2 separate regions of the Homo sapiens genome follow, and region 1 is linked to region 2. Evidence: read pairs that join two places in POLR2A ChIA-PET (ENCODE). Cell type or tissue: OCI-LY7. All regions are shown on one strand.

Region 1 (2,500 bases), 1.2 Mb after region 2:
GCCGGGCGCGGCGGCCTGATGGGCGCCATTTCGCGCGCTGCCCGTGGCTGGGGCGGTGGCGGCCGCCGCGCGCCGGGCGGGAGGAGCGGCAGGGGTAGGGGGCTGGGCGACCCGGCGGCCCACGCGGGCACCAGGAGGCCTCGCCCCGGACCGCTTCCCTCTTTCGTCTTTGTCCTGCGCGGGCGCCCGCAGCCGAGGGCCACGGGGTCGGCGGGGCTTCGAGGCCGCCCCGGGTCCCACCGGCTCCTCCGGAAGCCGCGGACCGGCCTGGCCCTGACCCCAGGCCGCCCCCCGCTGCCCACCCAGCTCTGGGCGCCCAGGTCCGACCTCCCAGTCGCCCTCTGAGAGCCGAGTCAGCGCGGGGCGGGGGGTCGCCCCCTTTGTCCTCACTCAGGGCGGGAGGCCCTCGGGGTGGCCGCAGACGCCCCGTTGGGCAGCCCTCCAGCCCAGCTCTCCAGGCAGGAGGTGGGGGAAGCCTGGGAAAGCGGAGGGGGGGCCCCGGGATCCCCCGAGGCGCGGGGCTCCCGGCGAAGCCTCAGATCTCCGGCCCTTCCCGGGGAGGGTGCGGGCGGGGCGGGCCTTTGGAAATGCAGATGAGCCGCCGCCCGGGCCGGGGTTGAACCTTCTGACTCAGCCACCCCCGGCCGCCCGGGCCGCTGGGGGAGGGGCGGCGTCTGGGGTGCTCCCTTTCAGCCCCGGAGCCCGTCTGCTGTGTATTCGGCCGGTCACATCTCTCTCCCCCAACGCCCTGATCCGCCCTCCACCTTCCTCTCCTCCAGGTTCTGGGCCGGAGAAGGGGCGACGTTCGGGCACCCCCCGAATGGACAATCTTTCCTTCTGTCAACGGCAGGGGCAGGCCTAGTTTGACTCTGACAGTCCTCCCACTAAGGTAGGTGTGAGTACTTGCCCAGACCGTGAGGGAGATTTGGGGGGCTCTGGCCTGCAGCCCAGGGAGGGCCGAACCCCAAACACGCCGGGCTGGTTCTGCGGCCCCGCCCCACCCCACCCCCCCCCCCCCAGCTGCGAGCGCGTAGGGCCGCCTGCTGGGCCGCCGGGGCCATCCATCCCCGTCTGTCAGCTTCTGTTGTCAGGCATTTGGGGCGTGTAAGTCTCTGCCGAATATAGCAGCATACGAGAGGATCCACTTGCAAGTATTTCCCAGTTGTGTGTTCTTCGGCGGGGGGAGGGCCCTGGGTGCCGCCTACTTCTGAAAGACACAGGTCACTGTCAGAAAGCCCAACTGTGCTGTGGCCTTCCCTCCAGCCGCCCCCGTGGGGCATGTGGGGTGACAGTGTGAGCCGTCCTCTGATGTCTGGCTGCTAGAGAGGCAAAGAACAGAGACCCGAGGTTCCGGCCACCTTTCTCTATGAAAGGGCCTTCCTTGACGCTTCTCCACCTTCCTGGGATTGTTTTCTTCTCCAGTCCCCGAATGGGCAGGCCTGTATATAAGCCTTGTTTCTAGAACCAGACAAAGCTGGATTTGAAACCTGGCGAGCCATTGAACAGCTATGGCCTTGCGTAAGCGGTATAGCCTCCAAGCCTATTTCTCCATCTCCGAAAACAGGGCTAGATCAGTGGTTCTTAGTCTGGAACCGGCATCAGAATCACACCGGAAGGGGGGCTCACTGAAAATGGACCACCGGGCCTGGTGCCCAAGTGTCTGATTCAGTGGGTTGGTCCTTAGGACTGGCATTTCTAACAAGTTCCCAGGTGAGGTGAGGCTGATGCTGTGGTCTGGGAACACATTTTGAGACTCCAGCCCCTAGCCTGGTAACACCTGGGGTTTTGACGCAGAAGTGCCACGTTCCACGCTTGGCACATAGTAATTGATTTCATTCTAACGCTAGCCGACTTCATGTATTGAATAGTTTCCCATCTCAGTGTCTAAGAAGCTCCACAGCTGGAGATGGCGGCCCTTGGTCTCGGAGCCCCCCTCCTTGTGATTTCTGCTTTGTGATTGCTTTGATGAACCATTTGGGTCCAGGTGCTCCTGATCACACCACCTCCCCTATTTGGGACTTGTGCCCCACTCCCGCTGTGAGGGCTACACCGAGCTCTGGGGGCCTGTTCGGATTAACAAGGAGATCTTGCTAAAGGTATCTTGGTGCTAAGTTAAGGGAGATAGTTCGCCATGGGCTAGGATCTCTCAGTGCTGGTGACCTTGGGTGAGTGTCTCCCTGTAAAGTGATAAGGATGCCTGCTGGAAAGGGTGGTGGGAGGATTAAGTGCGTTAAAGAGGCCCTCCTCCCAAGCTTTTAGTTGGCCTCCATTGTGATCGTGGTTATTGCTGGGAGTGGCTGCAGGGGGTGGGGGCTGGGCTGCCTCAGAGCTTCCCCCCGCACCAGCCCACCTGCTGAAGCACGTGTCCCTGCCTCAGGGCAAAGGGGAATCTGGCGCTCCCTGGGAAGGCGGCCAACGCGGTTCTCCTCTGGAGTGGTTGAGTCCAGCTGCAGGCCTTTCCCCATCCACAGGGGCTGTTCCATGATGGGGTCAAGATTTG
Region 2 (2,500 bases):
CTCTCAGCCTCACTGAGCTTTGCTTTTCTCTTCTGTAAAATGGGTGTAATGACACCGATCCTATCGGACTGTTGTGGGCCGAGACCGTGGGTTCAGAACTGAAGATGGGGTGTGGCACATAGGTGGAGCTTGATGACAACTGTGAGTACTAGTCCTATAATATCACGGGGATGATCTCGTGAACTCATGTGAGCTACGCTGGGCTTCTTGGGGGCCTTGAGGAGGCAACTCCTGGGGGTTGGGACAGCTCTCAGCTGTCCTCATTACTGCCTGGCCCCAGATGTAGTGCATGTCCCAGCCCTTCCGGTCACCCCAGGAGGAGGCATTTCCCTATATAGGGTAGAGCAAGGGATGCGGCCCTTCCTGGCAGCCCTGTGAGGCCAGCAGACAGTCCCAGAAAAGGTAACCAAGGCTCTTCAGTGTGCCACATCTGAGGCCACCCCTGGGGCTTGGGCAGGGGACACAGGACTCCATCCCACAGAGAGGTCTTTAAGAATGGATGGGATTTAGAAAGGAAGGCTGAGCAAAGCCAGGGGTGGGAAGTGAGGAGGCAGGAAAAGAGGGTACACAGGAGACCAGCCTGGGAGCCTGGCGTGGCCCAACTGCTTGCAAACCCGCTCAGCATGCTCTAGGGGAGGCGGGGGTACATGCCCTGAGATTGCTTCTCCCAGGTTTGTCCCCTGGAGAAATCCCCATGCCTGTTCTGGAATGTTCATTCAGAGCACCAGGTTTATGAAAGCAAAATGGAGAAACAATGTAAATTAGCCAAAGGCCCATTGGCAGGAAAAGGAATCAATGAAATGTGGCATTTCACACACACACGGATGCCACACAATCCCAGCTTGATGAGCCAAAGCCCCCACGCGTGCATCCATGGACAAAACTCACCCAGAGAAGCAAGTGGCAGAAAAATACAGCGTGACACATAGATGCGGAATTCAGCAACAGCCATACCAGCCTGATACAGTGTGCAGGAAAACACATCTGTGTGCTGAGACCAGAAGGCAAAACGCATGACAAGCAAAATTCGGGGCCAACTGTCAGGGGCCAGGCGAGTGGAGGGCTCCCTGTCGCCGGCGATGGTGTGTTTCTTCGCTGGGGCTGTGGATGTGGATGTCTCATTGCTTTTTAATGTTTTTTAAACAGCTTTATTGAGGCATAATTTTAGATTCCATATGATTCACTCATTGTAAGATAACAGTTTGGTAAGTTTTAGTATATTCACAGCTGGGCACAACTTCAGAGCATTCATCACCCCAGAAGGTCCTTTGTTCCCATTTCACTGTCATCCCCATCCCACCCTGGCCCAAGGCAACCCCCAGTCTGCTTTTAGTCTTTATCATTCTATTATTATTATTATTATTATTATTATTATTATTACTATTTTGAGACAGGGTCTTACTCTGTCACCCAGGCTGGAGTGCAGTGGCATGATCATGGCTCGCTGCAGCCTTAAACTCCTGGGCTCAAGCGATCCCCCCACCTCCACCTCACAAGTAGCTGGGACCACAGACACACACCACCACGCCTGGCTAATTTTTTTTTTTTTTGTCTTTTCTGGTAGAGATGGGGGATCTCCCTGTGTTGCCCAGGCTGGTCTGAAGCTCCTGGCCTCAAGCCATCCTCTCACCTCAGCCTCCCAAAGTGCTAGGATTACAGATGTGAGCTACCATGCCTGGCCCTTTAATTGTTTTTTATACTTTAAAAGGTATATATTCTTTACTTTATTCTACATCTTAATTTATATGTATAATATATTCTTATATATCTCACGTGCATAATATATTCTACTAAAAGCTTTTTTTAAAAAAACAAAAGAAAAGGAGAACCAACCCAGTTTGAACTTGAACTTGATTTTCCGTGGGAAATTTAACAGGAAAAATATAGCAGACACTGAGACACGAGACTCTCAGGAAGTCCTATTCTACCTCCCCTGTGCAGGAATCTCCCAGAAAATTAACTGTGGCTTCTTATTTATTTATCGATTTAGAGACAGGGTCCCACTCTGTTACCCAGGCTGGAGTGCAGTGGCACAATCATAGCTCACTGCAGGCTTAAACCCCTGGGCTCAAGTGATCCTCCCACCTCGGCCTCTAGAGTAGCTGGGACTACAAGCGCACACCAGCATGCTCAGCTAATTTTTTTTTTTAATTTTTTTTTTTTTTATAGAGACAGGGTCTTGTTTCGTTGCCCAGGCTGATCTCAAACCCTTGGACTCAAGCTGTCCTCCCACCTAATCCTCCCAAAGTGTTGGGATTACAGGCATGAGCCACTGCGCCCTTCCAACTGTGGCTTCTGACCGGACACATTGCTTTGGGAGGCCCCTCCACTCTAATTATAGAACCACTATGAGCTTGTGAGACTATCTGTGAGCCAGTCCCCTTATTTTACAAATGGGGAAACTGAGGCACAGACAGGCAGTGACTTTAGTTTGACCTGCAACATGGGTACAGCCTCCCAAAGCCCCTGCCTGGGCCCCACACTTCCGTGCAGGCTCCTG

Evidence for each region. ChIA-PET counts read pairs that join two places held together with the same protein. Peaks named below come from ENCODE experiments on the same cell type or tissue, not always from the same donor. Only the 100,000 strongest peaks of a DNase experiment are listed, where the experiment ranks them.
Region 1: POLR2A ChIA-PET joins it to region 2 with 5 read pairs; 2 of 35 experiments call an interaction of 5 or more read pairs at or near these places.

The regions. Positions count from the first base shown.
Region 1 is chr12:121,798,236-121,800,735 of GRCh38, reverse strand. LINC01089 (long intergenic non-protein coding RNA 1089) reads left to right here. Exons shown (of 4, transcript NR_152740.1): 3 at 780-889. It also overlaps a transcript of SETD1B not described here. Among named protein-coding and RNA genes, the nearest start is that of LINC01089, 3.5 kb to the left of the region's middle. RefSeq lists silencers at 1-295, 366-785, 816-865 and enhancers at 656-1,195, 1,196-1,735, 1,736-2,275, 2,276-2,500. In OCI-LY7, no CTCF peak of the experiment used is centred here; DNase peaks (open chromatin) are centred at 115, 615 and 1,105; H3K4me3 peaks cover 1,603 bases; H3K27ac peaks cover 1,444 bases.
Region 2 is chr12:123,005,600-123,008,099 of GRCh38, reverse strand. The region is part of intron 6 of PITPNM2 (phosphatidylinositol transfer protein membrane associated 2); the gene reads left to right. Among named protein-coding and RNA genes, the nearest start is that of MIR4304, 3.9 kb to the left of the region's middle. In OCI-LY7, no CTCF peak of the experiment used is centred here; no DNase peak of the experiment used is centred here.